Regions from separate parts of the Homo sapiens genome. Here region 1 is linked to region 2. A link is a loop called in an ENCODE intact Hi-C map of the cell type or tissue named here. Cell type or tissue: dorsolateral prefrontal cortex. All regions are shown on one strand. Each heading gives the region's core, and the rest is flanking DNA. Links, peaks and the distances in the headings are about the cores only. Region 1 has its middle 27 kb from the start of LANCL1. Region 2 overlaps CPS1 (carbamoyl-phosphate synthase 1).

Evidence for each region. Peaks named below come from ENCODE experiments on the same cell type or tissue, not always from the same donor. Only the 100,000 strongest peaks of a DNase experiment are listed, where the experiment ranks them.
Region 1: a loop joins it to region 2, with 5 times the contacts of the local background. A loop is called at or near these places in 6 of 110 quality-filtered maps.

Annotation. Positions count from the first base shown.
Region 1 is chr2:210,498,681-210,509,181 of GRCh38, reverse strand. It overlaps a transcript of CPS1 not described here. Among named protein-coding and RNA genes, the nearest start is that of LANCL1, 27 kb to the right of the region's middle. In dorsolateral prefrontal cortex, for the core only: CTCF peaks have their summits at 5,779 and 5,980 (motif pointing left); DNase peaks (open chromatin) are centred at 5,091 and 5,971; H3K4me3 peaks cover 1,317 bases; H3K27ac peaks cover 5,629 bases.
Region 2 is chr2:210,573,623-210,584,123 of GRCh38, reverse strand. It overlaps CPS1 (carbamoyl-phosphate synthase 1), which reads right to left. Exons shown (of 38, transcript NM_001875.5): 3 at 7,634-7,778; 4 at 6,614-6,703; 5 at 4,354-4,410; 6 at 1,415-1,507. Among named protein-coding and RNA genes, the nearest start is that of CPS1, 22 kb to the right of the region's middle. In dorsolateral prefrontal cortex, for the core only: a CTCF peak has its summit at 6,401 (motif pointing left); no DNase peak of the experiment used is centred there.

The sequences.
Region 1 (10,501 bases), core at 997-8,996, 74 kb after region 2:
GGTGGATAAGCTTTTTGATGTGCTGCTGGATTCGGTTTGCCAGTATTATATTGAGGATTTTTGCATTGATGTTCATCAGGGATCTTGGTCTAAAATTCTCTTTTTTTGTTGTGTCTCTGCCAGGCTTTGGTATCAGGATGATGCTGGCCTCATAAAATGAGTTAGGGAGGATTCCCTCTTTTTCTATTGATTGGAATAGTTTCAGAAGGAATGGTACCAGCTCCTCCTTGTACCTCTGGTAGAATTCAGCTGTGAATCTGTCTGGTCCCGGACTTTTTTTGGTTGGTAAGCTATTAATTATTGCCTCAATTTCAGAGCCTGTTATCGGTCTATTCAGAGATTCAACTTCTTCCTGGTTTAGTCTTGGGAGGGTGTATGTGTCAAGGAATTTATCCATTTCTTCTAGATTTTCTAGTTTATTTGCGTAGAGGTGTTTATACTATTCTCTGATGGTAGTTTGTATTTCTGTAGGATCAGTGGTGATATCCCCTTTATCATTTTTTAATTGCATCTATTTGATTCTTCTCTGTTTTCTTCTTTATTAGTCTTGCTAGTGGTCTATCAATTTTGTTGATCTTTTCACAAAACCAGCTCCTGGATTCATTGATTTTTTGAAGGGTTTTTTGTGTCTCTATTTCCTTCAGTTCTGCTCTGATCTTAGTTATTTCTTGCCTTCTGCTAGCTTTTAAATGTGTTTGCTCTTGCTTCTCTAGTTCTTTTAATTGTGATGTTAGGGTGTCAATTTTAGATCTTTCCTGCTTTCTCTTGTGGGCATTTAGTGCTATAAATTTCCCTCTACACACTGCTTTGAATGTGTCCCAGAGATTCTGGTATGTTGTGTCTTTGTTCTCATTGGTTTCAAAGAACATCTTTATTTCTGCCTTCATTTCATTATGTACCCAGTAGTCACTCAGGAGCAGGTTGTTCAGTTTCCGTGTAGTTGAGTGGTTTTGAGTGAGTTTCTTAATCCTGAGTTCTAGTTTGATTGCACTGTGGTCTGAGAGACAGTTTGTTATAATTTCTGTTCTTTTACATTTGCTGAGGAGTGCTTTACTTCCAACTATGTGGTCAATTTTGGAATAGGTGTGGTGTGGTGCTGAAAAGAATGTCTATTCTGTTGATTTGGGGTGGAGAGTTCTGTAGATGTCTATTAGGTCTGCTTGGTGCAGAACTGAATTCAATTTCTGGATATCCTTGTTAACTTTCTGTCTCGTTGATCTGTCTAATGTTGACAGTGGGGTGTTAAAGTCTCCCATTATTATTGTGTGGGAGTCTAAGTCTCTTTGTAGGTCTCTAAGGACTTGCTTTATGAATCTGGGTGCTCCTGTATTGGGTGCATATATATTTAGGATAGTTAGCTCTTCTTGTTGCATTGATCCCTTTACCATCATGTAATGGCCTTCTTTGTCACTTTTGATCTTTGTTGGTTTAAAGTCTGTTTTATCAGAGACTAGGATTGCAACCCCTGCCTTTTTTTGTTTTCCATTTGCTTGGTAGATCTTCCTCCATCCCTTTATTTTGAGCCTATGTGTGTCTCTGCATGTGAGATGGGTTTCCTGAATACAGCACACTGATGGGTCTTGACTCTTTATCCAATTTGCCAGTCTGTGTCTTTTAATTGGAGCATTTAGCCCATTTACATTTAAGGTTAATATTGTTATGTGTGAATTTGATCCTGTCATTATGATGTTAGCTGGTTATTTTGCTCGTTAGTTGATGCACTTTCTTCCTAGCCTCGCTGGTCTTTACAATTTGGCATGTTTTTGCAGTGGGTGGTACCAGTTGTTCCTTTCCATGTTTAGTGCTTCCTTCAGGAGCTCTTTTAGGGCAGGCCTGGTGGTGAGAAAATCTCTCAGCATTTGCTTATCTATAAAGTATTTTATTTCTCCTTCACTTATGAAGCTTAGTTTCACTGGATAAGAAATTCTGGGTTGAAAATTCTTTTCTTTAAGAATGTTGAATATTGGCCCCCACTCTCTTCTGCCTTCTAGAGTTTCTGCCGAGAGATCCATTGTTAGTCTGATAGGCTTCCCTTTATGGGTAACCCGACCTTTCTCTCTGGCTGCCCTTAACATTTTTTCCTGCATTTCAACTTTGGTGAATCTGACAATTCTGTGTCTTGGAGTTGCTCTTCTTGAGGAGTATCTTTGTGGCGTTCTCTGTATTTCCTGAATCTGAATGTTGGCCTGCCTTGCTAGATTAGGGAAGTTCTCCTGGATAATATCCTGCAGAGTGTTTTCCAACTTGGTCCCATTCTCCCTGTCACTTTCAGGTACACCAATCAGACATAGATTTGGTCTTTTCACAAAGTCCCATATTTCTTGGAGGCTTTGTTCATTTCTTTTTATTCTTTTTTCTCTAAACTTCTCTTCTCACTTCATTTCATTCGTTTGATCTTCCATCACTGATACCCTTTCTTCCAGTTGATCGAATTGGCTACTGAGGCTTGTGCATTCGTCACGTAGTTCTCGTGCCTTGGTTTTCAGCTCCATCAGGTCCTTTAAGGACTTCTTTGCATTGGTTATTCTAGTTAGCCATTTGTCTAATCTTTTTTCAAGGTTTTTAACTTCTTTGCCATGGGTTCGAACTTCCTCCTTTAGCTTGGAGTAGTTTGATTGTCTGAAGCCTTCTCTCAGCTCGTCAGAGTCATTCTCCATGTTTCATTGCTGGTGAGGAGCTGCGTTCCTTTGGAGTAGAGTAGAAGAGGCGCTCTGATTTTAGAATTTTCAGTTTTTCTGCTCTGTTTTTTCCCCATCTTTGTGGTTTTATCTACCTTTGGTCTTTGATGATGGTGACATACAGATGGGGTTTTGGTGTGGATGTCTTTTCTGCTTGTTAGTTTTCCTTCTAACAGTCAGGACCCTCAGCTGCAGGTCTGTTGGAGTTTGCTGGAGGTCCACTCCTGACCCTGTTTGCCTGGGTATCAGAAGCGGAGGCTGCAGAACAGCGGATATTGGCGAACAGCAAATGTTGCTGCCCGATCGTTCCTCTGGAAGTTTTGTCTCAGAGGAGTACCCGGCCATGTGAGGTGTCAGTCTGCCCCTACTGTGGAGTGCCTCCCAGTTAGGCTATTCGGGGGTCAGCACCCACTTGAGGAGGCAGTCTGTCCATTCCAGATCTCCAGCTGCATGCTGGGAGAACCACTACTCTCTTCAAAACTGTCAGACAGGGACATTTAAGTCTGCAGAGGTTTCTGCTGCCTTTTGTTTGGCTATGCCTGCCCCCAGAGGTGGAGTCTACAGAGGCAGCCATGCCTCCTTGAGCTGCGGTGGGCTCCACCCAGTTCGAGCTTCCCTGTGCTTTTTTTACATACTCAAGCCTCAGCAATGGCAGGTGCCCCTCCCCCAGCCTCGCTGCCACCTTGCAGTTTGATCTCAGACTGCTGTATTAGCAATGAGCAAGTCTCCGTGGGCATAGGACCCTTCGTGCCAGGTGTGGGATACAATCTCCTGGTGTGCCGTTTGCTAAGACGGTTGGAAAAGCAAAGTGTTAGGGTGGGAGTGACCCAATTTTCCAGGTGCCCTCTGTCACCCCTTTCCCTGGCTAAGAAAGGGAATTCCCTGACCCCTTGTGCTTCCCGGGTGAGGCGATGCTCGCCCTGCTTCGGCTCATGCTCAGTGCACTGCACCCACTGTCCTGCACCCACTGTCTGATACTCCCCAGTGAGATGAACCCAGTACCTCAGTTGGAAATGCAGAAATCATTCGTCTTCTGTGTCGCTCACGCCGGGAGCAGTAGACTGGAGCTGTTCCTATTTGGCCCGATTCTGCTGTTTCCAACTGAGTCTTCTAGCTCTTAGATTCTTCTATTGAGATTATCACTGTTTTCTAGCAAGGACTGTGCTTCTTTTCTTTCTTCATGATATTAGGTTGGTGCTAAAGTAATTGCAGTTTTGGCCACTACTTTCAATGGCAAAAACTGCAATTACTTTTGCACCAACCTATATGTTGATTGAAAATATTTCAGAGCCCTAATTATAGGATGAATTTCTTCCTTCTAGGTGCTTTCTTTGCAATATGATTGTACTCCCTTGGAAATAGCTCATTTCAGAAAGCTGTCTGCTTTCTTCATGCCCAATACAGCATGAATTACACTAAAAACACACTCTTAGGCAGAGTGTGTGGTGGCCTCCTTCTTCCAGACTTCTGTTGACCTAAAGAGGTTAATGTATGACCAACGAGAAAAAGCTCCCAAATGCCTTATATATCAGCCCCTATTCCTATTTACTTTTAAGTAGTGTAGAAGTGAGTCAGAAAAAAAAAGTAGGTCGTCCTCCCAATTGTTCACTTTCCAAATTTATTTAGGATTGTGCAGACACACTAAATGATCCCAGTCACAACTGAGAAGGAAGTTTCCCGCCTTTTAATTTTTCTGCCAGTAAGAAGTGGGTATGCCACAATGTACTTAGGTCCTCCAGCATGGGGTAGAACTGGGTTTGGAGCATCTGTTGAATCTTATACCAAAAGAAATATAGCTACATTAACAGGAAATACACCCTTTTCTAACAACTATCCAATTGGAGAATCTATCCTTTACTTGCTTGTTACTCCAATACACAACCCTTTGGAATCTAGATACAGAGTTAAGGTGTACTGTGTCAGATTGCCTGGAATCAGAGCTTGGCTCAGCAACTTATCAGCTGCATGACATTGAGCAACTTACTTAACCCTACTTTTACTCAATTTCTTCATCTGTAAAATGGGGATAATAATAGGACCTAGCTCATGACACTGATGTGAGGATTAATGACACAACATATGACAAGTGATTAAAACAATATCCAGAATATAGTTTGCACTCAACGTTAGCTATTAATGTAAAATTTAAAAAAGACTTTTTTCTTGCATTTGTGGTGGTTTATTTTGCATTGTTTGTGGGGTTTTATTTGTTTGGTCGGTTGTTTTGTTTCTTAATGAAGATGGGAACCTGATGCTGCTAGATGGAAACTAGGGAAGAATAAACAATGGATCTTCACGGGTGGACACACACCATGCCTTGTTCCACTGTTTCAGGCAGTGACCCATCAGTATATGTCACTCAGGGAAAAAGAAAGCACAGTGGTATATCCTGGCACCAAAAGCGCAGCATCTCCCTGAACAACAAGCAGCTGGGCTGGGACAAAGCCAGGGAAGGAATGCAATCTCTTTGAAAAAAAAAATCACAACACATCTTCCTATTCTGACAGCCCAGGGGAAAGAGGCAGCTTTATGGAATAAAGCAGCAATGTGCTATGTGGTCTTCCAGTGAAAAGCATCAGAGAAGCACACCCTATTATTGTGCAAAAACCCCTACTTGTATGTACACTAAGAGCTTTGGCCGTCACCCGAATTGTGCTGTAAAGAGGAAAGGATTTTGACTGTTTTTCCCTGATACGGCATAAAATTCTTTCTTCCTGGATTTGGCGGGTGCTACCACAGCTGCTATGAACAAACAACATTGCAGAGGAAGTCTCCTGAATAAGAATTTTTCCATTGTAACCTGAATGTGTTCACCCTTCTAAGAATATTGTGTAGGTATCGTTTTTGGATTCCTAAAATTTTTATCTACGACAAAGGTGGCAAACTAAGATTTAATCCACCTGTAAATTCATCATAACCAGTTTACAAACAGTGGTTACAGACAGAAACCAAGAAAAGGGAAAAGATAAAGGTAAAAAGAGGCCACCAACAAAGAGTAAGAGAGAGAAAGACACAGAGAAGGGGAGAACACACACCTGCTGGAAATAATAAGAAAAATGTGAACTAATATTTATGCCGGGGGTTTTACTTTCTCCCTTCAGACGATAGAACGTTTATTTAATGAGTCTCTCTCTATCAACTTGTCAAGCAAAACAGCTCTACCTTCTGGGCCTCGAGCTTTGGGAAAGGAGCTAAAATGTCATTCCCCCACGAAGCTTCTTAAGCTGAGTGTCTCAAGTATATTGCACAGGGAAAATGAAAATCCCAAATAACCAGAATCTCCTCCGTCCCAAGAATTGCCTGCGCCATCTAGTGGCAGCATGTGACATAACCTTGAAGAGGTTACCAGTGGAATCTCTAGAGCTTCTCACTTTTTCTGTAGAGTTAGGAAGAGTTAAATTATCCACCTAGTCACAGGATGTCAGTGCTGGAGATACCTTAGCAAAGCCAATGATCTCAATTCTGCCTGCACAAGAGAACCATATACAGAACTTTTAAAAATTAGGTCAGTGCCTGGGTCTTCTGCCAAATAAAAGGAATCAGAATGTCTATGACAAGGGCCAAAGAAATTGGGATTTTTAAAAAGCTCTTCAGTCAATTAAGGTGAATCAAGCCTTGAGAAACACTGAGCTAATTCAACCCTTCCTTATTTTAAAATGTAAAGAGGAGGGACAAGTTACCCTTTTTGTTGCATTACTGGGAGAACAGAGATAGGAACTGAACCCCTCACTCAAATTTTGATATCTTATTAGAGCAATGTGAAAGTCACGAGACTATGAAGGGTCAGGGCAGGATGGAGGCAAGAAGCACCACTCAGACCCAGGAACTATGACTTCCCTTTAGAGTGGAGTTGTTTTGCTCTTTGCTTTTTTCTCTCTCCTGTCCTGAAATCCACTCCAAAATTGTTCAAACTAAATTAACATATGCAAGCAGCATTTATTTGAAAAGATGCTTTTTAACATTATATGTATATATGTGTGTATATATATATAAAAAATATATCTCTATATTTATATCTCTTTTATATATAAATATATATATCTATATGTATCTCATAGATATCTCTATATCTCTCTTTTATATATATATTATATATATATAAAATATACATATATATAAAAAAATATATATATATAGAGAGAGAGAGATTATTTTTTCCCAAGATGGTGGATTAGAAGCTTTCAGTGTGCCTCGACCACTTGGAAATAGCAAGATATTGCACAAAGATCAACTCTGTGAGCATTAATTCGAGAAGGAAAATTGGTAATATGGTTTGGCTTTGTGTCCCCACTCAAATCTCACCTTGAGTTGTGATAATCTCCACGTGTCAAGGGTGGGACCAGGTGGAAATAATTGAATCATGGGGGCAGTTTCCCCCATGCTGTTCTCATGATGGTGAGTGGGTTCTCACAAGATCTGATGGCTATATAAAGGGCTTTCCCCACTTCTCGGCACTCATTTTCTCTCCTGCCACCCTGTGAGGAGGTGCCTCCTGCCATAATTGCAAGTTTCTTGAGGGCTCTCCAGCCATGTGGAACTGTGAGTCAATTAAACCTTTTTCCCTTATAAATTACACAGTTTCAGGAATTTTTTCATCACAGCCTGAAAACAGACTAATACAGTAACTTGGTACTGGGTAATGGGAGGCTGCTGTAAAGATAGCTGAAAATGTGGAGATGACTTTAGAAGTGGGTAACAGGCAGAGGTTGGAACAGTTTGGAGGGCTCAGAAGAAGACAGGAAGATGTGAGAAAGTTTGGAACTTCCTAGAGACTTGTCTAATGGTTTTGACTAAAATGCTGACAGAGATATGGACAATGAAGTCCAGGCTGAGATGGTCTCAGATAGAGATGAGGAACTTGTTGGGAATTAGAATAAAGGTGAGTATTGCTATGCTTTAGCAAAGGGACTGGTGGTATTTTGCCCCTGCCCTAGAGATCTGTAGAACTTTGAACTTGAGAGAGATGATTTAGGGTATCTGGTGGAAGAAATTTCTAAGCAGCAAAGCATTCAAGAAGTGACTTGGGTGCTGTTAAAAGCATTCAGTTTTACGTATTCACAAAGATATGGTTTGGGATTGCAACTTATGTTTAAAAGGGAAGCAGAGCATAAAAGTTTGGAAAATTTGCAGCCTGATGATGCAATAGAAAAGAAAAACCCATTTCCTGAGGAGAAATTCAAGCCTATCACAGCAATTTGCTAAGTAACAAGGAGCAGAATGTTAATCACCAAGACAATGGGAAAATGTCCCCAGGGTATGTCAGTGACCTTCATGGCAGCCCCTCCCATTATAGGCCCAGAGGCCTGGGAGGAAAATATGGTTTCCTGGGACCAGGTCCAGGGCCCCCCGATGTGTGCAGCCTAGAGACTTGGTGCTCTGTTTCCCAGCCACTCTAGCCATGGCTAAAAATGCCCAAGGTACAGCTCTGGCCATGGCTTCAGAGGGCACAAGCCCCAAGCCTGGCAGTTTCCACATGGTGTTGAGCCTGTGGGTGCAGAGAAGTCAAGAATTGAAGTTTGGGGACCTCCACCTAGATTTCAGAGGATATATGGAAACACCTAGATGTCCAAGCAGAAATTTGCTGTAGGGTTAGAGCCCTCATGGAGAACCCTCTGCTAGGGCAGTGTGGAAGGGAAAGATGGGGTTGGAGCCCCCACACAAAGTCCCCACTGGGGCACTGCCTAGTGGAGCTGTGAGAAGAGGGCCACCATCCTCCAGACCCCAGAATGGTAGATCCATCACCAGCTTTCACAGTACGCCTGGAAAACTGCAAACACTCAGTGCCAGTCGTGAAAACAGCTGGGAGGAGCCTGCACCCTGCAAAGCCACAGGGGCAGAGCTGCCAAGGATGTGGGAGCCTTCCTCTTGCATCAGTGTGACCTGGATATGAGACATAAGAGTCAAAGGAGATCATTTTGGAGCTTTAAGTTTTAATGACTGCCCTATTGAATGTCGGACTTGCATGGGGACTGTAGACCCTTTGTTTTGGCCAATTTCTCCCATTTGGAATAGGTGTATTTACCCAAGGCCTGTACCTCCACTGTATCTAGGAAGGAACTAACTTGCTTTGGATTTTATAGCCCTATAGGCAGAAGAGACTTGCCTTATCTCAGATGAAACTTTGGACTTTGACTTTTGGGTTAATGCTGGAATGAATTAAGACTTTGGGGGACTGTTGGGAGGGCATGATTGTGTTTTGAAATTTGAGGACATGAGATTTGGGAGGAGCCAGTGGTGGGATGATATCACATGGCTGTGTCCCCACCCAAATCTCATCTTGAATTGTAATCTTGAAATGATAATCCCCAGGTGTCAAGGGCGGGATCAGGTGGAGATAATTGAATCATGGGGGCGGTTCCCCCATGCTGTTTTCATGATAGTGGATGAGTTCTCATGAGATCTGATGGTTTTATAAGGGGCTTCCCCCTTTGCTTGGCACTCATTCTCTCTCCTGCCACCCTGTGAAGATGTGCCTTCCACCATAATTGTAAGCTTCCTGAGGCCTCCCCTAAAAACCGTGGATAACTGTGAGTCAATTAAACCTTTTTTCCTTATAAATTATCCAGTCTTGGGAATTTCTTCATACAGTGTGAGAACAAACTAATACAACACGAATCCCCTGATATTGTGAAAGATACTCCAGCTCCCAAGGAGAAGAACGTGGGCAAACAGCCCTCATGATGGCATCTGGCTGACAATGTGTGAAGCCCCAGTACGTGAGAGGGGAGGAGAGCCTCCCTCTACTACTCACCTTTCCACTGGGGATCCCAGCAACCTAGGCTGAGGGAGAGCACTTTTTTCTCCCAAGTCCTGGAGCTAACTTGGAGAGAGGCTTGGAAGTGCTGAGAGGAAAAGACACAGGGAAAAGCTGCAGGCATTTTCTCAGACCCAGGACTGAAAGCAGGATGCCGTTTTTAACCCGAGTGCATACAAAGTCAGCCATTCTTTGGCAATCTGGCACCGTGGCTGCACAGGCATTTTTGTCTTGGGCCAGAGATTGGAGCGCTTGCTCTGGAGTGGTGTAGAGGTCTCTACAGCCAGAATTACAGAAAGTGCCTCATCAGTAGGCACTGGAATTGTGCTCTCCCCTGTCACAGGCCTGGAGCTGGAGGAAAGCTGCTCATCCAGTTTCTCCTGGATGAGGAGACTTGCAGCCAGGACCAGCTTGGAGACATAGAACAGGTTTATGTGTATCATTTCTGGGTGGCCCAACCTCCTTCTCTGGGATCACGGTGCAGTGGGTCCCTCTCCACTCCACTCCCAGGCAGAAATCCAGGTATTTGAAACACCTGGTGACATTGACTAGCAACCTAAGATACCCCACCCTGCCTGTGCAGAGATCATGGTACAGCAGGGCCCTCTCTGCTTCATGCCCAGGCAGATCTCCTAGCAGTTGCAGCTACCATTCACCCAGATCAGCATACCAAGCCACCCAACCATTCCTGTGTGGAGACTGTGGTGAAGCCCAGGCCCTCTCTGCTCCACCCTCTGGCAGATATCCAGGCATTTGGAGCATCCACTCACCTGAATCAACAGCCTGAGCCAGCCCACCCATCCTGTTCAGACACCATGGTGAAGCACAGCCCTCTTTACTCCATGCACAGGCATATCTCCAAGCAGTAAGAGTACCTGTTATCCTGGCTTGCCAGCCTGAGCTCTCCCGCCCTATCTGTGCAGAGATTGTGGTCCAGCAAGGCCCTCTACACTCCACACCCAGGCAGATCTCCAAGCATCTAGAGCACCCACTCTACTGGAATAAGAATTTAGGCTGCCTTCCATCCCCATGCAGAGAACTTGGGGCCAGAAAGGTTTCCCAGCTCCAT
Region 2 (10,501 bases), core at 1,534-9,533:
CTTTAAGTTTCAAAGCGGATCAAAAACTTTTCTTTAAAAAAATTTCATAGCAGTATCCCATAAACATCTCAGATATCAAATGACATAATCACTATGCTCAACCTAACTAGTTGAAATCCTTAGCTGAGAAAGTAAGGTGATCTTTTACCTGACCTCATTCAGCCCCTCTTCCTCCCATTTGTATAAGCGGCCTAGGTTGCCGTATCTGTTCTTGCTACTACTGCTCAGTTCAGGCTCTCGTGAGTTTTGTTCTGATAAGTTACAATAACCTTCTAGTTGCTTGCTCTTTTATTCAGCTTTACTTTGCTCCAAAATGACACCAAATGAGTTGACAATAGTTTCTGGAAGTGCTGATTAGCCAATGATATGAAACCTTCTAGACCTAGCTTCAGTCAGTCCATCTCCACTTATCCTTGCCCAAGTGTGTAAACCAATAGGTGTGAACCCCTTGGTTCAGCCATCCCAAACTGTGCGTAACTCTTCAAATATACTATGTTGTTCTGTACCTCTATGCCTCTTGGCAAGCCATTCCTTCTGCCTGAAACAAAGTTCTCCTGGTTCTTCATCTACCTTACTGTTACTACCCGCTCTTTGTGTCTCAAAACAGGACTCACATTTCTACAGGGCCTTCTCTGATCCACCTATCCCATTTCAATGCTGCCCCATGCATGCCCTTGCAGCATGCTATGAACACTCCAAGGACAGCATTTATCACAGGATTCTGCACATGGTGATTTACTTGCTTGTTTGTTCCACCAGGCTCTATGCTCCCCAAGGACAGAGACTGTAGCTCAAGAAACTCACTCACACCTACATTAGTAGATATTCAATCAAAACCAATGGACTTCTTTCTAAAATGTATTCTTTACCTTTTTATAAATGTATACTAAAGATATTTCACTTTAGGGTGACTCAGTCATCGTTACGAACATTAATTTTGAAACAAAGCTATAACACAATAAATCTTTAGTGTATGAATAAATATTTTTCCTGCACAAAATGCCCCCAGATTCTGATTACTGTGCCTGATTTCTGTAAAATTCTCTTGGCTCTCTGGCAGGTTACTAGCTCTGACTCCTCATCATCACTGGACCTATCTTTGGCAATTCAGTGCTTCCTTTATTTTACATTGTTAAAATCCTAAGCTGAAGAATCAGAAAAGGTGGAAGGAACACTAAATTTAGTAAAAATCCTCTAAATTGGGGCATGAAGTTTCCCATGTAAGCCTGTAAGTAAAACCAGCTTTAAATGCACTGATTTTGTAAGGTGTATTTTAGCTGCTATGAGATCCCTTTCTACCCCTGAACACTGGTGCTTCTGGAAGATAAACTCTGCCTAAATAAAGATTTTGATATTTCAAGAAGGTCTAAATGGGATCAAATAAAACTACAAAATATAAAGGAAAACCCCTCACCTTGGTTGAAACCTCAGCAATCAAATTCTGTTTATTTGGATCCACAAAATCCACAGGCTGACCTTCAAATTCAATCTTCCCAAGCATGGTACCCTATCAAATTAAAAAAATTAGACAGTTAAAAGGAAGCAACGATAAAGGTGTTGACAAGATAAACTCACAGGGACTTTAAACAGCTGCTGCAAGACTTAGATGTCTTTATAACTACTCGTAACCATCATGGAAGATCTTCATCTTCTCAAACTGAAAAGATTAAGCAATTTGCACATACATTTTGGGAAATACTCTTGGAAATACAATTAGTTCTTCTAGGGCTGACACCATTGCCTGATGAAGGCAAAGTCAAAAGGCATCAGAATTCAGGTCTCCAGGCTCCAGGCTGATGCAAATCGGGATATTTAGTAAACTTACACTACTCAGCGTATATGACCTAAAGACATTTCATGAGAGAAATGGACAAAAAAAATCTATTGAGACAATAAGGAATCTAAAAATCACAAAAAAAGCGGGAATTCATTCATTATGATAGTAATATTAATTCACAAAGAAGATGAAATGCAACATAAGTCATAAACTTCTAGAATTTGAAATGAAAATATTCACTGTTTAGGCATGTTCATATCCAAGTGTTCCTATGGGCCTGAATTGAAAGAATGTTCAACCCTCTGTAAAGTTTTCACAAACTATCCTTGCTAGCTTGAACACGACAATGTCACCTTTTTTCAGCTGTATCTTGAGATTTACTTATTTGTTAGTAAGTCTGCTTTGAACTACTTAGAAAAATGGCATGCTATATTTAGTAATCAAGATTCTATTGAGGGGTAAAAATTCAAAATAATTCATTGATATGCCCTTCTCTGATGAAATTATTGCATGGAAGGAAATAGAAGGAAGCTTTCATTTCCCTTTTAAATGTATTCCTTGAAGGAGAAGTCACTTGGGGGTAAGTGAGAGTAGAAAGTACCTATGTGTCATGCAAGCATGATGGATGTTTCAGTGCTGTTATTAAATTCAGAGTGCTGCCTCTAAGTCTGGGAACACTACCTAAAAACCACCTTTCACTTCCATAGTAGATTACTACATTTCATGGTGGCCTGTATTTACTTTTATAATCCAAGTCGCATAACCCCTTGTCTATATTTATGGATCCCTAATTTTGAAAATTGGTTTTTAGTTCTCCTTCCCCTTTTCTTAAAACATGCTGAATGAAATACGATCTTACTTTTCAAATTAAGGTTAATAGAAGTGAAAGCCATAATATACATTTTTAATATGAACCACCATCACTGATAAAGAAATATGAGGCAATACTGTTTTGTCTGTGCCAATCTATTCCGCCAATTTTGAAAACCTAACTGCCTATGATAAAAGGAGGGCTCGTTTTAACCTAACATATCACATGAAAGACAAGTGCGGTCTTGTAAAGTTTTCCTGAATCATTAGGCCTGACTATATTTTATTCAACCTGCCAATTCTGCCATCTGAATTGATTTTCCCAACTGTATTCCTTTCCCGCCCTCATAGCCTCGTCATTGCTTACTGCTCACACACATCATTAGGCTGAGAGAACACAAGAATCTCCCTGGGATATATAATTTCACTAACACCTATTCTCAGGAAAATCGTGGTAGAGTGAATAAAATCAGAGGTGGGATAGAATGATGGCATAAACTCTCACTGTCTTCCTTCTGGTCATGGGTATTTGGCCATGTTTTTATTTTCAAAGCTGTTTTTTCCTTCTGTTTACAGAAAGCCTGTGTCAATATATATATGTATATATCCTAACAAGAAATCTACAAAAAAATTTTTTGAAGACTCCTTTTCCCATATGTACTTTTTTTTTTTTTTTTTGAGACAGGGTCCTGTAGTCGCCCAGGTTGGAGTGCAGTGGCATGATCTCAGCTCACTGCAACCTCCGCCTCCCGGGTTCAAGTGATTCTTCTGCCTCAGCCTCCTAAGTAGCTGGGATTACAGGTGTGCACCACTATAACTGGCTAGTTTTTGTATATTTAGTAGAGATGGGTTTCACCATGTTGGCTAGGCTGGTCTCGAACTCCTGACCTCAAGTGATCCGTTTGCCTCAGCCTCCCAAAGTGCTGGGATTACAGGCATGACCCACTGCACCCAGCCCACATGTGTAGTTTCAAATTGTGTCATTTATCTTTTTATTTTTATGTAATTATATTTAGTAAGAAAACTTTAGTTGCATTTGGGGAATTTAGTTAACGTTAGTGACGTAATGTTTCTTTCAGATTTGGAATATGGAAATTTCAAGTAAAATAATAATAAACTCAACAAGCAGATGGTGATGAGATATTCTCAGAGGAGGGGTCAGATGTTGTAGCAATCAGACTTCACTGAAAGCAAAAGATAACCTTCCCTTTTATCACCTTGGTTATTGATATGGTCTCAACAAAGACTATATAATTGAAGTAATGCATGCAAGGCTTATTTGGCACATTCATGAAAGATAATGCATTAATTTTACAAATAACTCTTTCACAAGGACAAAACAAATAACAGTAACAATGCTGTACACTTCCTGGAGTGTATTTTTCAGCATGTAGGTTTTCACTTCAGGCAAAATTGTTATGCAATTTGTTACCTTCTCCACTTGTTTCACTAAAGTTCTATCACATGAGCTGAATTATAAATTCCTTGACTTGTTGGTATAATGAACACATAGTGGGCACTCAATAAGCTGCCAGGTGAATGAATCTCAAGTCCATTCAGTTAAAAACATACCAATCAAGTATTCAATCTTGAAAATTACAGTGAAAATAGTAAAACAAAATAACAGAGACCCAGATAGCAGAAGCTGGCCAGATTCACTCCTTTACATATTAATGGATCCCTTAGGCACTGAGGGAAACACCACACACACACACACACACACACACCCGAAGAAACATAGATTTGGCTAAAGATGATGATTATACCTTATCCCGAATTATTTTAGTCAGCATTCTTGTGTCCACTCCATAAATTGCAGGAACCTATAAGAAAAAAATTGTAGTGACAGTGAAATTGGAGGAGATTAAATCCAGCATATTGTTTTCAAGTTACAAACTTGGCCTCATCTATCTTCTTGAGCAGTAAATAATTTCTCCACTCTTTCTTTTCTCTGACCCAGGGTGACTGTATTGTCAGAACACAGTAAATTGTTGCTACAGTTAGGCATAGGACTCTTAATACCCAGGTTCTTTCTCAGAGTAAAAAAATGAGAAATTCTGAACATCAATCTTCTGCTACACTTCTATTGCTTTTAACCCAGGATGTTAAGTAAGTTAAATCACATTGGTGAACTTCATAAGCAATAATATGCAAATCCATGTTTTGAGCCAAATGTTCCTGGCACAGAGTAGGCACTCAACACATTTTTCTGAAGGGCCATGTTGAGTAGTCATGTTGTACTAAAACATGATCATCCTGTTAGTCCATCAGGCAGGACCACCATTTGTTTTAAGGTTCTTTGACTACGTTGGATAGAGACACATGTGGTATAATGAAAGAGTAATGAGTTAGGAATCAAGAAAACAGGTTCTATCCCACGGGAGGCTTTTTACTAAAATAAGATTTTTTTAAAAAGAGGTTAAAAAATGAAAACATGTTCTAGTTTTTTTTTCTTCCACTAATTATCTGAGAAATGTTTAAGCAATGTATTTGTTCTCACCGGTAAATTGAAGGAGGTGAACTGGTTATTATCTTGGATTCTTTTCTACTCTACATGTCTGTGATCATGGAAGAAGGTTCAAAGCACATTTAAAAAACGAACTTACAAGCCGTTGGTTAGGCTTACACTAAAACTATTAGTTCTGACATAGAAAAGCTATGAGAACAAGTGTCCTAAATAACAAAAAGGAAAAGGAAAGCTTGGGTTGTTGGGGGCTGGGGGGAGAGAAGTGTCTCCCAAATGACGATTACAGAAATTAGCTGCCTGGATAAGGAAGATAAATTCAGATAATAGTTGAGAAGAAAATGGCTATGGCCCAGGATATGATATGGATGCCTTCTTCTCCCTTTTAAAATTTAGAAAGAATGAGATCTAAAGAGCCAGGATCAAGATTTTTTTTATTTTTCAGAAAGCAGCAATGTTTAGCCCCCATAGATAGACACTCATTGGAGAGGCAGCACTTTCGTAGAATAAAATTCTGTCAATTACAGGCCCAGCAGTTGAACAAAAAGCAGCTACAGCAACACTGGAGATGAAGTTAATTGAAGCAGGTCCATTAACTTAAGTACTTCTAACATCCAAACAAGGCAAATGCTCTTTTTTCATTGGAAATTAATATTTATGGCTGGGCGCGGTGGCTCATGTGAGCCTGTAATCCCAGCACTTTGGGAGGCTGAGTCGGGTGGATCACATGAAGTCAGGAGTTTGAGACCAGCCTGGCCAACATGGTGAAACCCCGTCTCTACTAAAAATACAAAAAATTAGCCGGGCATGGTGGCAGGCTCCTGTACTCCCAGCTACTGGGGAGGCTGAAGCAGGTGAATAGCTTGAACCCTGGAGGTGGAGGTTGCAGTGAGCTGAGATTGCCCCATTGCACTCCAGCCTGGGCAACAAGAGTGAAAGTCCATCTCAAAAAAAAGAAAAGAAATTAATATTTAAACTAAAAGTGTAAGATAAAGTTTTATAACCCTTTTCTTACATTATTAATATGTCAAATGAAATTATATATAATTACATGTCATAATGTTGAAGCCCAACGAGACTTGATGGTAATCTGCTTATACTCATAAGAATGAGAGATGATGCAAGTATTGCATAGAATGATTATGTGACCTGCACAAAGTTACACAACCAGTTAACAGTAGAGCTGGTACTAGAACACTAGAACCCATGAAGCAAGTTCCATTACTACATTCTAGATAAAACGGTGAAGGAGAGTAAAAGACTCAATTGCTAAAGAGAAGAGAAAATGCTAAAATTTTATCTTACCCCTCCCTTCCCAAATGTGAAGTGCTACCAAGCATGTATGAGTGCCACCTAGTGGATAAACTGAAAATATGTGCTCATCAGCATTTAAGGAGGAATTCAGACATTTCAGCCTTTATGTAGTAAGAGAAGGAATCCCTCTCTGAAATGCAAAGATCCCAAACTACATGATCTTCCTCTGTCTGCTTGGCACTTCTGAATCTACAGGCACCTTCTCAACCTTCCTTAGGTGATGATGGATGCCCTATTACATTTCTTACCTTTTCTTCCTGTAGCCATTGCCCTAAACTCTTGGTAGCCAGCCAGTGGTTGTAGTCTTTACTATAATCCAGCACCAGCAAACCTGAAACCTAGAAAGACAGACAGTCATTTTAAAGAGGTTATCACAAGATATTATCCAACTCTTGTGAGTCAATTTGCATTTGTTTTTAAGTTTTATGATATCCACTGACATGAGACTTAGGATTTTTAAAAACAAGAGGCAAAAAAAAAAAAATCAATGCCCTTCTTTTAAAATATGTAATTGTTGCATTAATTATCCTGAGAGGGAGCAGGCTTACCTGGCTTGGTAAATCCTGAGACTAAACTAGGTCCCCCTTCTGACATGCATGGCATTTATCAAGAATTTAATTAATAATTACTGGCTTAATGCACATGATGAACAAAATCATTTTTAATTTATACTTAAAGCAGAGAAAAAATTGATGGGAAATTGTGAGAAATAGTGAAAACTAAGTTAAATGATCAGTTGAAGTCATTCAAAAATGGAATGGTGAAAAAATAGTATTGAATTTGGAATATAAATTTTTGAATTGTTTATATGATATATATTCCTAAGAGAGTATCCAAAATTACCTTGTTTAGGAAATCTTAATATGTTTACTTTTAGACTGGCATAAAAGCTATCTTTAAATCATCCCCTAGAGGCTAAGATTAAAAAGCAAATAATTGATACAGAATTCATTACCAAATTCCTTTTAAAAGGTGATTCTTCCCCAATCCTTTTATAGCATAGTTGTTATTTGAACTTATAACATTTTTTTCAAGTTAAGCCAAGTTTCATCCAACGCATTAAAATTCAAAGTGCCCTGAGAAATGAAACTCAAAATACTGTCAAGTTAAAGATTATTCTCATGTACCTAGGAATAAGATTGAATACATGAGCTTAATGATTTGTACTACCGTATTGAGGAAGAAAGTTTGGCCATCCTAATTCTTAAGAATAAGTCAACTATACTCCCTCAAATTGAGACTTTTTAAATGGCCACCACTGGTACTACCTTGATTCCATTAGACTCCAAATATTTGCTAAGTCCCAGTTCATCCAGAGCAGTAGTATCAGGAGCTCCACCATTCCCAATAATAGGGTTGGCCATTGTGAGAATCTGTCCTTTGTAGGCAGGGTCAGTAATAGCTTCTGGGTACCTGGGTAAACATGCCAAAAAATTATCAGCAAATAATGTATGTAACTACAAAGCTATAATCTGCATACATGCTCTGAATTATTTAACCCTTGAAAATGAGAAGAATCCAACAAGAATGTCTCTAGATTTTAACGTACCTGGGGAAATGTTATGACAGAATATAAAAATTTATACCACGATGTCATTGATATAAAGAAAAACCAACTCGTGAGTACCAAGGTATATTTTCATATAAGTTTTATTCCCTCAATTTCTTTAAATTTTTTAATTCCTTTAAAAATCCCTTGCTAGCATCTTAATTTTTAAAATATCCCTGCTCTATTTAAAGTTTGCAGATACTCTAAAGATTTCCCTGGCCTACCAGATATCATTGAGCCCAAACTGATATTTACTGTTGAGGGCTGCCAGTTTCACCAAGATAGTAACCATCGAAACATTGAAAAGTTTTTCTTGATATTTTTTAGGATACTGAAGAGTAGCCTGATTGTGTTAGTGGTGGTTGCATGAGTATATATGATTATTAAAATTCAATGAATATTTAGAATAAGTGAGTTAATTTATATGAAAGAATAACTCAATAAAGTTGATTTTTAAAATATTTTAATTTTAGAAAGAAGCATATAAGTTTGAAAGTTATTATCTGCTTAGAAAAAAATTCATCTCGCAGACTTGACTTGAGGGATTTCTGACTTCTAAGTTAAAAGATGCCAACTAACTATTTTAAAGTACTGATATGGAATTAGGGAGGAATGCAGGAGGGCTATATTTTTAAGTTTGGGTGAGAGGAAAAATACAAATATATCGTGTGTGTGTGTGTGTGTGTGTGTGTGCATATACATATCGTGTGTGTATATACACACACACACATATTTCTTATTCTTAAGAAGAAGAAACGTTATTCCCATGAATACCAGGAGCTATCTACACTTTTTCCATGCACTGGAATACACTGCAATTGAGGTTTTTTTCCTGCTCTCTTCCATGTCCACTTTCTGCAAAATGAGTTAAGCTAAATCCTTTTTTGTGGATTACAACTGAAAGTGAATTTAGGTGCTCAGGGGCACAGAATCAACGACTTTGAAACCAATAAAGTTTAACGCAGGCAGTAGTCAACATAAATTCTTCAACACCATCCAGACTAACGCCTACCAGAACTAACCTTGTCAACAAAATACATAGTCTTTCAGCTCTGCAATCCCTAAGGTGACTCGAGGGCTGTGGTGTTTTTCCGCAGCTTCCATCAGCTAATTTCTCAGATGTCTCTTATCTGTCAGGAACTGATAATTTTTTAACCAAGGCTTGCCCACAATATAAATGCATTGCTTAAAGATGAAAAACAAAATAACCCCTTTAATTATCAACCACCTTACTGAGTGAGGCACGTAATGAATGAAAGAAGCATTTCTCAATGGAAAATAGGGTCTATGGACTAATCTTATAGATGAATACCTTTTCCTACATCAAAAAAAAACTTTAATTAATTTGATTTTACTTCTCTTTCTTCTTTCTTTCCATAAAAGAACTTACCATTCCCTTTAAACATATGCTTACAATACTCTTCAGTAAATGAATAAATATACTTTGTTTTAGAGAACTACAGTGTTGGGAGCAAATTAATCCATCAGCTCCTGTTTGACTTTTGTGATGTGACAAGATTTATTACCTGTAAACTATCACAGAGAAGAAAACTCTAGTGCCCTCCATCATGCTGATCTATATTAAACAGTTGTTTGTTGGCAGGTATATTAACACAGCTAGTAATTAGTGCTGTCGAAAAGTTTAAATAATTGCCTGGTGAAGCAAAACTTTGCAAACAGATTTCATACACTGTAATTTAATGTTCTCACCAGTGGAACTATTTAAAAACCCCTCTAATATTCTTCATTTCACACAGGGAGGCAAGAGTTTAAGAAAGAATATAAATTAATAATATAATGGAAGTTTGGTCAATTAGTATATTCAGTATCAGTGAACCTAATGCCCCCTTGTCTTTATGAGACTAACTTGAATTTCTCTAAAGAATTTATCAAATATTTCATAGAATACTAGTTGGATTGAATCTGTATTGGAAACCCCTTCAATCAATCTAGTCATGTTTTTAAGACACATAATTGTTTAAATCCCCAGCTGTAAATTAGTATTTAATCCAACCCCCTCACTTTTTATATGAAGAAACTAGAACTCAAAAAGCTTAAGTGATGTTCCCAATATTATATAATTAGTTATCCTTAGAATTGAGACTAGAACTTCAGCCTCCTGATTCCCAGGTGAACAAACATTTATTAACTAGGTAAAAGCAGCCACTTAATTTCTGTAGCAACTCTCGTTTTCATTGCTGTACATGTTAGCAGGTCTTAAATACTAAGGCAGGTCACAGTTGATAATTATTGAAAATATTAGATCTACACAGATGCTCCCTCATTGATTAAAGATAATAAATGTATCTGTTATTTCAACTTTCTTACTAGAGTGCAAAATTATATAAAATACCCAAGGACTTTCTAATCTTCTTATAGTATTTCATATTAGATGTGCAAAATTGATTCTTTCCTAATGAAATAGCACTAGAATATACTATCTATTCTTTTCCTTGCTCCGATTTTCACCTTAATCAGACCCATACCTCCCCTTACAGAAACCATTTGGTAATCTCACATAACCTGTGTCCTCACAACCTAAGTTTCTAGAATTCATTTTGTTCTTTTTATCCAGGGGACCACCAGT